2 separate regions of the Homo sapiens genome follow, and region 1 is linked to region 2. A link is a loop called in an ENCODE intact Hi-C map of the cell type or tissue named here. Cell type or tissue: endothelial cell of umbilical vein. All regions are shown on one strand.

Evidence for each region. Hi-C counts contacts between places; a loop is a spot of excess contacts. Peaks named below come from ENCODE experiments on the same cell type or tissue, not always from the same donor. Only the 100,000 strongest peaks of a DNase experiment are listed, where the experiment ranks them.
Region 1: it touches region 2 in a loop (2.7-fold over the local background); 2 of 110 quality-filtered maps call a loop at or near these places.

The regions. Positions count from the first base shown.
Region 1 is chr2:180,074,513-180,082,512 of GRCh38, forward strand. No RefSeq gene overlaps it. Among named protein-coding and RNA genes, the nearest start is that of EPCART, 47 kb to the right of the region's middle. In endothelial cell of umbilical vein, a CTCF peak has its summit at 3,002; no DNase peak of the experiment used is centred here.
Region 2 is chr2:179,764,248-179,772,247 of GRCh38, forward strand. It overlaps ZNF385B (zinc finger protein 385B), which reads right to left. Exons shown (of 10, transcript NM_152520.6): 2 at 6,274-6,425; 3 at 5,256-5,555. The coding sequence starts at 5,553. Among named protein-coding and RNA genes, the nearest start is that of MIR1258, 93 kb to the right of the region's middle. In endothelial cell of umbilical vein, no CTCF peak of the experiment used is centred here; a DNase peak (open chromatin) is centred at 4,774.

The DNA of each region.
Region 1 (8,000 bases), 310 kb after region 2:
TAGGAATTGTAGAAGAAAACCTAGGAAACACCATTCTGGACGTTGGCCTTGGGAAATAATTTATGACCAAGTTCTCAAGCAATTGCAACAAAAACAAAAATTGACAAGTGGGATCTAATTAGATGAAAGAGCTACTGTACAGCAAAAGAAGCTATTAGGAGAACCTACAGAATAGGAAAAAATATTCGCAAACTATGCATCTGACAGAGGTCTAATATCCAGAATCTATAAGAAATGTAAACAACTCAAACAAATCAAACAATCCCATTAAAGACAGGCAAAAGACTGAACTTCTTAAAGGAAGACATACAAGCAGCCAATGCCCATGTGAAAAAATATTCTACATTACTAATCAGAGAAACGCAAATCAAAGCCACAATGAGATATCATGTCACACCAGTCAGAATGGCTATTAAAAAGTCAAAAAATAACAGATGCTGGCGAGGCTGAGAAGAAAAGGAAATGCTTATACATTGTCTATGGGAATGTAAATTAGTTTAGCCACTGTGGAAAGCAATATGGAGAAGTTCTCGAACTTAAAACAGAAATACCATTTGACCCAGCAATCCCATTACTGGGATCTAAAGGAAAATCATTCAACCAAATCTCAATCTCAATCTCTCTCCTTTATTTACAACAGCAAAGACATGGAATCTACTTAGATGTCCATCAGTGGTGGATTGGATAAAGAAAAAATGTGGTATATGTACACCATGGAATACTACACAGTCACAAAAAAGAAATCATGTCCTTTGCAAAAATATGGATACAGTTGGAGGTCATTATCCTAAGTGAATTAATGCAGGAACGGAAAACCATGTAACACATGCTCTCACTTATAAGTTGAGAGGTAAACATTGGGTACTCATGGACATAAAGATGAATAATAGACACTGGGGACTACTAGATTGGGAAATGAAGGGGAGAAGGATTGAAAAGCTATTTGATACTATCTAGTCTCAGTACCTGGATAATGGGATCAATCATATCCCAAACCTCAGCATCACACAATATACCCAAATAACAAGTCTGCACATATACCCAAATCTAAAATAAAAGCTAAAATCATAAAAAAATTCAAAGGCCTCTTAAAATGGTTGTAAGATTACCTAATACTAATTTTAATGAAAATGTCAGCAATTGTAGTCAGAATTTTTTTTTTTTTTTTTTTTTTTGCGACAGAGTCTTGCTCTCTCACCCAGGTTGGAGTGCAACAGCACCATCTCCGCTCACTGCAACCTCTGCCTCCCGGGTTCAAGCTATTCTCCTGCCTCAGCCTCCCCAGTAGCTGGGATTAAAGGCTCCTGCCGCCATGCCCGGCTAATTTTTGTATTTTTAGTAGAGACGGAGTTTCACTGTGTTCTCCAGGCTGTCTCAAACTCCTGAGCTCAGGCAATCCACCCGCCTCGGCCTCCCAAAGTGCTAGGATTACAGGCGTGGGCCACCACGCCCAGCTGTAGTCAGAATGCCTTTAAAGCACATGCAATTTCTGTCATGTTATGAAGCTTCTCAAAGTCATCTCATTACTTAAGTCACAGTGGAGGGATTGGAGCCAGCTGAAGCCAGAGTTGTGAAGTTCTGCTTAGAACTTCTATATTTGGTTCTCCATTTACTTTCTTGATGGCAGTACACCCACACTCTTTATAGGCATATAATGCTCATATATAGCCCTCTATATAAAAATCTGTTTGCAGATAAGAGACAGCCATACTTTTATTTAAACAAACTGGTGATTCATTGTATGCCTTTGACAGATATTATAAAACAAGTTTTCTTTGCTGCTATTGGTGATCATAGAAGGCAGATATCTAAACATATAAGACCTTACACTTTGCATCAATCTGATAGCTGCTTTCATAATATTGTAATGAATTGATGAACCAAAGAAAGACCTTGTGCATTATCTAGTTCAGTTCCTTTATGGGGGTGAAAGTGGTGGGCAGTTGGTGAGTGGGGGTGTAGAGGACCCTAAGACCCCAGAACAATGCACTTTTCCCAGCCTCAGAGGTGTAGTGGCAGTGAAGGATTGGAATCCAGGCTACCTAAAAATACTAGTCCAGAATTCAGCCTTGTGATAAGTAGCGTAACATGTATTTAAATGTACAGGCTCTGGAGGTAGACCTTCTAGATTTAATTTTGGTTCCATCCAGCCCTTGCCATTTATTTAACCTGTGCCTCAGTACGAGCGTCTATCTCACAGTCTTGGTGAGAATACATGAGCTAAATGAAGCTTAAGATAGCCTGGCATAGTGAGAACTCTATAGATGTTAATGACACCATGTTGCCTTAAGAAGGCTGGTCTGCTTTGCTATTTGACCTATATTTAGAATCATTTAAGCTGTTGGTAGTTCCATCTCATGCTATAGTGTTATGTATTCTACTTTTTCAGGCCATTAGAGAGGTTATTCTCATTGGCTTATGACTCGACCCATGAATAAAATGCCATTAGGGCTGCCATAAAAAGTATTGGGCTATATATCTTTGGTAGTTGTGTGTAGTAAACTGAGGTTCCTATAATCCAGTGCTTTAAGCATGGAGTAGGGAATTCTTTGCAAGGATTCCTGCTGCCTGTTTCTGGGGAAACAACCATTTTGTCTACTTGATATTTCCCAAATGGACTCTATTAGCATGTTGAGGTAACACTTTATTCTTTTTTTACACTTAATTGCTACTGCTGTTGAAGCAGCAACATGCTCCCTAACCTCCTTCTAGCATGAAGACAGCTTTATGCTGGGGCCAGAACTACGTATTTGTTTTTTCTGTTCTGGTTGGTAACATTCCATCTCTAGTGCTGGGTTAACCCATGAACATTTGATTTTAGGAATTATTCGTGTTTCCAGAAATGTAAGACTGACTTTTTTCAATAGCTCTGAGTTATAGTTGAACATGGAGGCTAAATTATTTTGATCTTGACATCATTAAAAGGTGTTCCTCACTACCTCAGTGAATTACATTAGTCTGTGACAGTGAATTTTTTTAGAGAAATACCATCCCCTTGTGGTATAATGTGGTACACCATTGGATGAGGATAATTTAAGAAATAAAACGTTTGTAAATTCTCAATTCTCTGTAAGTATAGCAAATCCCTCTTAATAAGAACATTAAATAATGTATACTGTGTGCAGTACTTTTTTCACATTTCTGTTATTAACAAGTAATAACAGAAAAAAGACGAGTGTCCATTCCCCAGCATCCTCCTAAAAGCTAAATCTTTATAATATTTAATATTTATAATTTAATACTTAATATTTAACTTTTGCCAACTGGTGAAAATTTTTATGTCAGTTTTATGTTTTCCTGATTAGTTGTGAAGTTGAGAATCTTAACATCTATTTACCATTTATTTTCTCCTCTGAAAATTGCTTGTTCACTGCTTTTGTTTTATCTATTGAGTTTGTTCTTGTCTTTTTCTTGTTGGTCTATAAGAGTAGTTCTTATATTTAGGGTTTTAACTTTGGTATTTTATGTATTGTAAATCGTTCTTTTCTTTGTTTACTTGTTTTAATGTTTGTGAGATCCTTTTTTGGACAAAAGTTAAATATTTTTTATATTCAAATATGTTAATCTTTCTCCTTACAAAAGCTGTGTTTTCATATTCCCTAGGAAGCTCTTCCCCATTCCATGTTTATAAAATTTTCATCCAATGTGTTTTATGGTTTATGGTTTCTTTTGCTTTTCTTCCCAAATGAATGGCTAATGGTCTAAATAATGTTTATTCAGTAGCTTACCTTTTCCACACTGATTTGAAAATGTTACTAGTATCTCAAGATCTAAATTACCCTATAATAGTTTTTAGATATGCTTTTTATATCTTGTGGGCAAGTTTGTATTCTTTGTTCCTTTTAAAGTATTTTGGCCACCCAAGTACTTCTTCTTTCTATATAAATTTTAGATTCAGATTATTTGGTTTTAAAACATCCTGTTAAAATCTTATTCATACTGTCTCAATTGTTAATTTGGCAAGAGTACATATTTAAACCATTGAGTCTTCTTATCTAGAAATTTGGTATATATCTTTCCATTTATGTTCTTGGTACAATTGAATATCTACTGTAAAAACATTGGTTGTCTACCCCATGCTAAAAAATAAATTTCAGATGTAATAGAGAGGTAAATATAAGAGTCGTATGACCTGTCTTCACACCTTTTATTAGAATCTTTCTTAGATAACTTATTTTTATTCTATTATCTATTATCTATTCTAAAATAGTGGCACCTATTTTGTTATTTTATAATTGACCATTGCTAATATGTTAGAGATCTATTGATCTTTAACATTTTAATCTTTATTGGTTCCCTACAGAACTTTCTTCTTAGTTTTTATTATTTCTTGGCTGATTGTCTAAAATTAATTCTTCCATAAATAATGGTATTTACCTCTTTGCAATGTTTTTTTTTCTCTTGCCTCATTACACTGGGGACTTCTAATATAGTTTGTAAAGCAGTGTTGCTAGAAATGTTCCTGATAGTTATTAAATTTCAAGAGGTGGGTGGATCACCTGAGGTCAGGAGTTTGAGACCAGCCTGGCCAACGTGGTGAAACCCTGTCTCTACTAAAAATACAAAAAATTAGCCGGGCGAGGTGGCGGGTGTCTGTAATCCTAGCTACCCGGGAGGCTGAGGCAGGAGAATCACTCGAATCTGGGGGTCGGAGGTTGCAGTGAGCCAAAATCACATCACTGTACTCCAGCCTGGGTGACAGAGCAAGACTCCATCTCAAAACTAAAAAATACTCCATCTTGTTTAGGGCTTTTAATTTATATTTTACCAAATTTTATACTATTTTTTTGAGTCAGTGTCTTGCTTTTTTGCCCAGGCTGCTAGAGTACAGTGGCACAATCACAGCTCACTGAGGCCTTGATCTCTTGGGCTCAAGTGATCTTCCTGCCTCAGCCTCCTAAGTAGCTGGAACAACACACACACACCATCATGGGTTCTTAAATTTTTTTTTTTTTTTTTAAGAAATGGGGTCTTGCTTTGTTGCCCAGGCTGGTTTCAAACTCTTGGCCTCAAGCAAACCTCCTGCTTCAGCCTGCCTAAGTGCTGGCATTACGGATGTGAGTGTATTTTACTAAGAAAATTTTTAACAAATTTTATTAAGCTTTTTCTTGACATATATGATTCCATTTTTTTGATGCTTTAGTATGATATAATTAATTACATTAATAGTTTGGCTACCTTGAACCACCCTAGCGTTTCTCGGATAAAACCCAAATGGTCAAGATAGATTTTTAAAAATCTGCACTTTGGATTTGATTTACCAATAATTTGATTATCAATTTTGTACCTATGTCCTTAAGTTAGCCGCCTTGTTTTGAGCTATCTTTGGGCTTCACCATAAGGATTGTGAAATACCTTAAAGAATGCTTTAAAAAGGTTTCTATTTTATACTCAGAAAAAGTAAGTTTATCTACATAGAAATTGTTTCTTGAAAATTCTTAAAACTATCGGAGCTTTTTTCCTTCATTTGAACATTTTGCAGTTTTTCTGATTATTGACATATTCAGAATTTTTTCATTGGATTGGCATAATTTTGACAACACATGTTCGTACAGAATTTTTTTCAAGTTAAAATGATCAAATTTAACTGGTGGTACATCATATTTTACTACTATTACAAATATATTATGTCTGCAGTTTTATTTTCTTTTGTATTCTTAATATTATGTAGTAATGTTTTTATTCTTTTTATTTTGATCCCACAGGTAAGGATTATTTTATCCAGCTTTTTAAAATGTGGCTTTTGGCTATATTGATGTCATTATGTCTATTTCTACTTTTATTAATTTCTTTACTTTTTTAGAACTTGTTTTGTTATTAATTAGCTTTTTAAGAATTTTATTTTTCATTTTGATTTGTAACAAGTACAACTGAAGCTATCGTCCACAGATTATTGCTTTGACTTACATCCCACAAGTTTTGATATGCAATGCTCTCATTTTGCATTTTTCTTTCCTTCCTCTCTCTCCCTCTCCCCTCCTTTTTCCCTTTCTTCCTTTCATCCATCTTTCTATCCTCTTTCCCTTCATTCCTTTCCCTTTCCTTCCTCCCCTCTTCCCTTCTTTTCTTCCTTATATTTTTAGAGTGAAGGAGGCTTATTAGGGAGTGTCCTTGGGATCAACACGTGCAGAAGGGAAGGAAGGGAAGCAGAAAAGGGTAGAGGGAGAAGTTAAGCTGCAACACAGGGCCCTAGCTGTACCCCCGGGGAGCAAAAATGGTCTGCTAGAGTTGTCCCAAGTTTGGACAAAATGACTGGGCTATTATATTCCTGCCTTGATCAATCATCAGGTGTGGGCTGTTCTTTGACCTTGAGCAAAGTTCTTTGCTTAACCTGAGGCGCTCTGTGAAGGGGCTGGTAGATTAAAGCTGTTCGCTGACAGCTATCCAGTAACCAGTGCTTCCTTGAAAGAGACTGAGAGTGCATCACCATGTCTACCACAGTTTAAAACATGCTTAGCATTTGTTTTGCTTACCATTTCTTCCGATGAGACTCCTTCTTGAAGTGCGTCAATTAGAATTTCCTTCAGTAAAGGTACATTTAATCAAATATGTTTTATATCACCCTCATTCTTAAAAGGTAGTTTGGCTGGGTACAAAAGTCTGGCTAGGTTTTTTGTGTTTTCTCTTCTCACTTTGAAGATACGATTTCATTATCTTCTTACTTACACTGCTACTATTTAGAAATTCTGGTCTCTGTCATTTCTTTTTAGCTAACCTATTTTTTTCTGGTTGCTTTTTCGTCTTTGGTATTTTACTGTTTCACTCTAATGTGTAAAAAAAAAAAAAATTAACATTTCCTCTTACCTGATCACATTTGTCCCTCCTGCATCTGTATTTTCCTCATTAAAACAATTTCCAGGCATATGTACACCTTTTCATTTTATTACCTATGTCTTTCTATTTCTTTGCTGTCTCTATGGCTCTTTCTCTCTGTGTGTTTATCTCTTAGTAACTTTAAATTTATGTATTTGTTTTTAAACTTTAGATTCAGGAGTACATGTGAAGGTTTGTTACATATGTAGACTTGTTACTGGGGTTTGTTGTACAGATTATTTCATCACCCAGGCATTAAGCCCATTACATACCCAATAGTTATCTTTCAGCTCTTCTCCCTCCTCCCACCCTCAACCCTCCAGCAGACCCCTGTGTCTGTTGCTTCCTTCTTTGAGTTAATAATTCTCATCATTTAGCTCCCACTTACAAGTGAAAGCATGCAGTATTTTTTTCTGTTCGTGTTAGTTTGCTAAAGATAATGGCCTCCAGCTCCATCCATCTTCCCCCAAAAGACATGATCTTACTTTTTATGGCTGCATAGTATTCCATGATTTATATATACCACATTTTCTTTTTCCAATCTGTTATTGATGGGCATTTAGGTTGATTCAACATCTTTGCTATTGTGAGTAGTGCTGTAATGAACATTTACATGCATATGTCTTTATGGTAGAATGATTTATATTCCTCTGGGTATAAACCCAGTAATGGGATGGCTGGGTTGAATGGTAGTTCTGCTTTTAGCTTTTTGAGGAATTGCCATACTGCTTTCCAAGATGGCTGAACTAATTTACACTCCCATCGATAGCATATAAGTGTTCCCTTTTCTCTGCAATCTTGCCAGCATCTGTTTTTTTGCTTTTTAGTAATAGCTATTTTGACTGGTGTGAAATGGTGTCTTATTGTGGTTTTGATTTGCAATTCTCTAATAATCACTGATATTAAGCTTTTGTTCATATGCTTGTCAGCCACACGTATGTCTTCTTTTGAAAGGTGTCTGTTCGTGTCTTTTGCCCATTTTTTTAATGGTCTTGTTTTTTTCTCTTGTGAATTTCAGTTTCTTAAAAGATGTTGGATATTATTTTGTCAGATGCATAGTTTACAAATATTTTCTCCCATTCTTATAGGCTGTCTGTTTACTCTGAGTTTCTTTTGCTGTGCAGAAACTCTTAAGTTTAATTAGATCTCATTTGTCAATTTTTGCTTTTGTCATGATTGCTTTTGGT
Region 2 (8,000 bases):
CAGATATTAATATAGCTACCCCTGCCTTTATTTTTTAAATTACTGTTTGCATGATATATTCTTTTCCATCCTTTTACTTTCAACATACCTCTTATTGATTTTGAAGTGAGTTTCTTGTAAGCAGCATATAGTTGGGTTTTTTTTTAATGCATTTTTTCTTTTGATTGGCTTATTTAGGCTATTTACACTTAAAGTAATTATTGATGTTAGCCTTTAAGTTTGACATTTTATTATTTGCTTTCTGTTTTTTCCTTTGCTTCTTGGTCCTCTGTTTCTCTCTTCTTTCTGTCCTGTGGTTTACTTGAACACTTTTTAGGACTCCATCTTTATTTATTTATATTTTGGTTGTATCTCTTTGTATAGTTTTCATAGTGGTTGCCATTAATATTATAATGATATACACATGTGACTTATGGCAGACAATTTATTGGTATCAGCATTTAACTTTCCTACTTTCAAATATCACTGTTTTTAGCATCAGATGATTATATTTTGTTTCAGTCATCAAATATGATTTACAAAACTCATGAAGAAAATGATAATGTAAAGATTAATTTTATGTGTCAACTTGACTGGGTCACTGGATGTTCAGATATTTGGTTACACATTATTCTGCGTATTTCTTCCTGCCTCACTGCCTTCCACCTGTGACATTAGTTTCTTTTCCTGCCTTCAGACTCAAATTGAAACATCAGCTCCTCTTGGGTCTTGAGCCAGCCAGTCCTCAGACTAGAACTATACCATCAATTCTTCTGAATCTCATGTTTTTTGGACTTATGCTGGAATAACACCATTGGCTGTCCTGGGTCTTCAGATTTCCTACAGATCTTGAAAATTGGAGGCCTCCATAATTGTGTGAGCTAATTCCTTTCTCCTACTGGTTCTGCTTCTCTGGAGAACCCTACTACAGGTAGTTTATTATGTACCATATTTCTATTCTTTCCATTGTTCTTTCTTCTTTCCTTCTCAAAGCTCCAAGATTCATTTTCATTTCCTTTCTAGTTGAAAATTTTCCTTTAGCCAATATTTAAGTATAAACCTGCTAATGATAATTTATGCTGCCTAGTACAAACTCCAACTCATGTGATGATAGATATTTAATTTCAGGCAGTATGGAGTGACTTTCCCCAGAGCTGCATCCAGATTTGGGGTGGGTTGAGGAGGGTACTTATGGGCTTACATGGTTCCAGGGCTCAGGTAGCAGTGTTTATGGCCTGGCTGTCACTTCTGCACATGGACATCTGCTGAGGCATGTTTATTTCTGTCTGATATTTAGTCATTAGTTCATGCAGGAACTGTGAGGTATTTCTTTGCTGTGGTACATGTAAAATATTGTCCTGCCACTGTCCCAGTCTAACAGAAAAGACTATGTCCCTGTGGTTCCCAGGTTCAACCAGCAGCTTCTGTACTCCCTAAACCCATAAGAAATTATGAGACAGCCTCAGGTCCATCTGCCCACCCTTGCTAGGGGCCAGGAACACCAGGATCTTACTGCCTTTGTGGACCCTGTGAGACAAAGAAACTCACAACTACTTTTTCCTTTCTGGAAGCCAAGACCCATCTGCGGTTTCTGTTATTTCCACTTACCCCTTGGAACTGGATGGGGAAAGCATTAGGGATCTTTTATATGCAAACTAAGTTACCTCAGCTCTTTTTGCTTCCCCTTTGAGTCTCTCTTTCACCGCCCAGAGTATTCATAAAACATTTGGCTAGGGAGACACTGCTGGGAAAAGGATTTTGCTGCTACTTTTCACAAGTCCCTTGCTCACTTTGGTACATTGATCACACACACACACACACACACACACACACACACACAGCAGACTGGTTTCAGGTACACTCTAAGAATCTTCCTGTTGTTCTAAAGCTCAGATCTAAAAGTTCTGTAAATACCCTGAATACTAAATTTGGCAGAAGAACTTCCAGTGGTTAGGGGTCAGCCACCTTTTATTACTAGAAACAAGTCTCAACCATCACCCTGTGGACCCAATTCCCATCGATGCCAACTCCAACACTACAAAACCGACCCAGAAGAGGGGAAGTCACCTCTTAAATTAACAGTTCTTGGGAAGAACATCTACTACCACATATTTTTCTCTGTGGGCATGAAATGGGCTTCGATTTTCTTCCCTGTGTTTGTTCTCTGGGGCTGTTGTAACAAAGTACTATAAACTAGTGGCTTACACTACAGAAATTTATCATCTTATAGTTCTAGAGGCTAGAAGTATAAAAAATCAATGTGTTACTTGGGTTGGTTCCTTCTGAGGGCTGTGAGGGAAGGATCTATTCTAGGGCTCTCTCCTTGGCTTGTAGATGGCTGTCTTCTCCCTGTATCTCTTCTCACATCATCTTCCCTCTCTGTGCATATCTGTCTCTGTGTCCGAATTTCCGTTTTTTTGTAAGGTTATCAGTCATATTGGATTACAGCCCATCCTAATGACTTCATTTTAACTTAATTACCTCTGTAAAGACCCTAGCTCTAAATAAGGTCATATTCTGAGGTACTGGGGGTTAGAATTCCAATATATTTTTTTGTGTGTGTGTGAAGAAACACAATTCAACCCACAATATTCTCTGAAGCCAAGTGATGGGCAAAAAAGGAAGACTGGCATTTTGTTTCTTATTTAGGCGCTTGCTTTGTCAGTGGGCTTGCCAGCCTCCCCTGTGTTACCTGAGCAGGAAAGAAAAGCCCCCCGCAGTCCACTCCACCTGTACTTGCCTGGGCCCCAGCAGTTCCAGGTTTTCAAGAGGAATGTTCATTCTCAGATGGATTCTGACCTCAATCCCCCAGCATTGAGGCATATGAGAACAGACGACACAATCTTGCCAGGACTAACACAGTGTGGAAGAAAGAGGCACATACAGTCAAGGAATGAAGGCTTCTGCTAACAACTATGAGTAAGCTGGAAGATGCAGCTATCTCACAAGGGACTCTCAATGCCTAAGGGACAATCTGGGGGATCCCTTCATCCACAGGGTCTGTTAAGACGATGTATGTCCCACAGAGACAGCCAAAATAGTAGTCATCAATTAAGAACAGCATTGCCACCTTGCAGAGGCTGTAAGGTAAGGTAAACCTCCGCCTTTCTATCCTTCTATGGTTTCCCACCACTAGGCTGAAGAGCAGGCTGAGGCAGGGGGAGGGTAGAAGCTCATGTGCCCAGCCCTCCACTCTAAGTTCTAGAGTCCATCTAGACAAATCTTAATTTGGCAATAAAATGATGTTTTTATAAATAGAACCGAATCTTCTAAATCAAAGAATCTTTCTGAATACACAAAAGTGAGAAGTTATGAGTTGAGAGAGTGTTAAGAGAGTTGCTACCCAGCAGGAAACACAAATTTGATAGATCAAAAGTGAGGAAAGTGACCAAAAAAAATGAAATGATGTCAGGCTTGAACCTCATTCAGTGGAGGCTCTAAACAGTAGATAGTGTACGCATGCACACATGATAGCACTAGGTATATTCCGCTTTAGTTCCTGCTGTTTCACTTAGCATTATATCCTGGACAATTTCCTCTATCATGAGATATTCTTCAGAAATATAATTTTTAATGACTATGGTATTTATAGACATTTACACCATAACAGATGTAATTCAAACTTTTACTCAGGCTATGTGTGCTCTAACTTAGGTATCAGTTTTGAACCTAACACTAAATATATATATAATATTATTAATAATATAATATTATATATTTTATATATATATTTTGCTTTTTGAGATGGAGTCTCGCTCTATTGCTCAGGCTGGAGCACAGTGGCGTGATCTCAGCTCAATGCAACCTCTACCTCCTGGGTTCAAGTGATTTTCCTGCCTCAGACTCCTGAGTAGCTGGGATTACAGGTGTGTGCCACCACACCTGACTAAATTTTGTAATTTTAGTAGATACAGGGTTTCACCATGTTGCCCAGGAGGGTCTTGAACTCCTGACCTCAAGCGATCTGCCTGCCTTGGCCTCCCAAAGTGCTGGGATTACAGGCGTGAGCCACTGCGCCCGGCCATAACATTAACTATATTTTTAATATATAACTATAGGTAAATGAATACACCTTGGAATAATTATAATAAATAGAAAATGGAAAAATAATTTTTCTACTATTATAAGTGTGTACCTTAAATGCTGTAAGCCCCTTTACTTTCTTTCACAGCATGTTAAATATTGACTTAAGAAAACAATTTAATGAAATTAAATCATCAACTGAGTAAAAAGTAGTTAGATTTGGCTTGAAATATAAAAATAATTTATTTACAACACACCAAGAACCATGTAACAGCACTGAGTGAAATTCCAACAAATGTTTTCTCTGTATCATCTCACTTCAAGCTGGGGCCTCATTACAGAGCAAACCCTTGCTAGAGTAGAATTTGGAGCTCTTCCCCCACATTTGGGAGGAGGCTTATCTTGGCCTCCCACCTCAAACCTTGGGAGGAAGACTGTCTTTTGTAGAAATCTTCACCATGGATAACAATAAATTTCACATTTTTCTTTAATTCTGTCACAGTGAAGATACCCAGTGACCAGCAATGTGGAAGAGGAGGGGCTGCCCAAGGATAAGATAAAGGATTTGAAAGATTGTTTAGAATTCAGGGCAGAGGCAGAAATGCAAAAATTCCTGAGCTTCTGCTTCTATCCAGCCCACAAGGAAAGGGTGAGAGGCAAGTGAAAGCGATGGATGATGGTGCTGGATTTCAGAGGGAAGCCTTGTTGGTTTTGGCAATGCCTGTTCCTATTGTTAGAACACCCAGCACACTGCTGGCAACTCTCTAAAAGAATATGACAAGTTTAACATGCAAGATTAATGCTCCTCTCCTGCATCACAGGATGTTATAAATAAAGCTGTAGCTTTTTATATACTATCAAGTGGTATGCCACCCAATAGAAAGCAGATAAAGGAAACCCAGGAAAGCTAATTTTAAGAGAGGGAAAAAATGACATCACTGATGCATTTTAAACACATTTCAAAATACATTCAGAAGTGTTCACACATTGTGGGGATACAGGAAGTCTCTGGACCCATATACAAATTGTGCATATGTGTGTATGTGTGTGTGCCAGTGTGTATGTCAGTGGGTGTAACAAATATTTCGAGAGGTGACAAACAGCTCATGTATTTTACCTGTAGGAGAAAGAGTACATGTTATCATGGTAGCCCAGTTTTAAGGTAAAAATTAAGTCTTGTTCTAAATCCTTCATTTTCCAGACCAGGACCATCTCTCCCCGCAGCACATGGAACCCGGGACCCTGCCTCCTACCTGTGCTGCTGTTGCTGCTGGGGCTGGCCTGGGCGGGTGGTGGGGGCTGCCCATCACTCAGCTGCTTCACTCGTTTGCGGTGGGATTTGCCGTTGGAATGCACCTGAGCCTGGGCTGCAGAGTTCAGCTGGATGTTGCACACCTCACAGAAGGAGAAAAGAATTTTCTTTTTCTCTTTGCTCAACTGGTCCTCAGGCCTGTCGTTCTTTATCCCCTTTTCTTCAAAGCCCCGTAGAAAATTTGCCATATTCATGATTCCATCTTCAAGATGGTTGTCAGGGCTTAAGGAGTACCTCATGCCTGAAAAACAAAACAAGTACAAGTGCTTCTGAAATGATATATGCCTTATTTTCTAGTATGATTACAATTAATCTTTAAGGGTTTGTTTAAGCTAAAAGTTGCCCAGCTACCCAGTGGTTACTACTAGAAAAAAAATCATCAAAAGTACCTAAGTAAGCAAGTATGGTCTTTGAATGTGAGTTCCTTGTGCCTGGGGGTTTTTGAACAGAAGTTCCTTTCACCTGGAGCACTTTATACCCCATCCTTGCCCCTCTTCCCATCACCTCCCACCCTCTTTACTCTCTTAACTTCCCACCCATGAGATCTCAGCTGGCAAATTACCTTCCTCATGAAACCCTTTCTGACCCTGGACACAAGGCAAGATCTGGTTATATGCTCACATAGTGCTATGTGACACCTATCAGAGTATGCATTTCTTAGGCAATTGTGCAATTACTTGGCTTATGTCTGTCTCCCCATTACAGTATGAGCTCTATGAGGACAGTCACCTCGTCTCTGGATATCCCTTAGGCCTACAACTGCACCTGTTACATAATAGGCATTCAAATTTTATTGAAGAAAGGAATAAATGATGTCATGAATCTGGAATTGTGAAAATATTCATGTGTAGACACAAATATATATACAATCAGCATACACCTGGGCATATACAAACAGATACATGCCTTAACTGCAGGGCAGGTAACAAAGAACAAAATACTGTATGCCTGCAACTTACATTGGGTTGTGTTCTAAAAGTCCCTTTATAAGTCAGCTGACAGGAATTTGGACATATTTTCTTATTCTTGTAGTGAAACAAACTGTTTTTCGGTTTCCAGGTTAGCCCATAAACATCAATTTAATATTTGATGGAGTTGAAATGTAGAACATCTGAAATACAAAATAATATAAAATTTTAGTAAACTGGTAATTGAAAAGGAATGAAATAGAATAAGAAATAATTTTTTATATTTTTAAGTGTTGATGTTTTCTTCGTTTGTTTAGATAAGAGTACAGACGTAGATTATAAACTAAGGGAAGATTCGAAAGGGATTTTCAGTACTTTGAGACCCTTGGTTGATGAAGATTGCCTTGCCATTTTATTTTTTTCAGTGCCATTTTATGTAATTTTTCATTTTAGTTAATACCAGGAATACCAGCATTTTCAAAATTATCAGTGGGATTATAACAATATTTTGGTTTACAATTCGAATAAATAAAAAGACACTTCCCAAAAAGAAAGGGGAGGGGAATTTGGCAAAAATTAAGGGAAAGGGGTATGTGTGGGAAAGAATGGCTGAGGTGGCAGTGCTGTGCCATAAGAGATGAGGGGTTTATATGAAGGAAGGATCATGGCTTGTAAGGGACTTCTTATAGAACAAACTCAGGGGGAATGCAAGGTATTGGCTTTCAACAGTCCTTTTGATCCAAGTTGTCTCAGAGCTCTAAGAAAAGGAAGGAGCTACTAGAGACAAGACCCTATCTGGAGTGTTCACAAGCAGGATGTTTAAAATTCGGAAAAGGTATGACCATAAAACCAGATATTGATTCTAATGTATAGTATGCCAAAAAATCTCCTTGTTTATACCCATACATCCAATTGTGAAGGTTGTCTGAACACTGTTAATTTTGATATGCAAAACCTACTTGTCCCTTTTAATACTTTAACCTGATAATGCCATTTTAAAGAACTCTCATACACAAAATTTTCCAAGTCAATCTATTCCTTTTAGCTCCTGCCTTAAAATCTGCTCAAACTATGCAGAAATCAGGTTTAAGCAGTTCCTGTAGCTAAGCTACAGAAAATAATTCAGCTATAATTGAAATGGGGTTTGAACTGCACATAAATATTTTTGCTTTTATTCTTTAAACCTAAGATATTATGTTATCACAAAGTCACTTTTCTCATACACCTTAAGAAAATATCAGTGCCATATTAGTTATGTTCAAATATCTATATCTTCTCTTAAAATATTAAAACATATCATAAGAATTAGTTGAAATAAGTAAGTGATTTTTAAAATAAGCTCATTACTAACATTTTGCACTATCTAGAAAACTAATCCACTGTGAAACATAAGAAAAGCCAATAACGTTTAACCTTGCAGAACGAGGCCAGGCACCATCGTACTCAATCATTGAAACCTAAGCTTATATTTCAACTCAAGGAAGCAAGATCCTTGACTCAGAGGAGAACTGTTGACACTTTCATCTGAAAATTTAACCTGGAGGTGCCCAGGCTTGTCCATATTGCAGATTAACACACGGTATTTCATAGACACAAGACACACATTATAATGTTCCTATGACTTTTTTGTTTGCATTACCTTATTAAAAATAAAGCCATGTTACCTGTGCTTTTATGATTGCCATTTATCCTGGAAATTATTCTACTTTTGATTTATTTAAATATACATATTTTAAGTAGGAAGAAAGATATCTTCCATAAAAAATAAATGGCTCTTC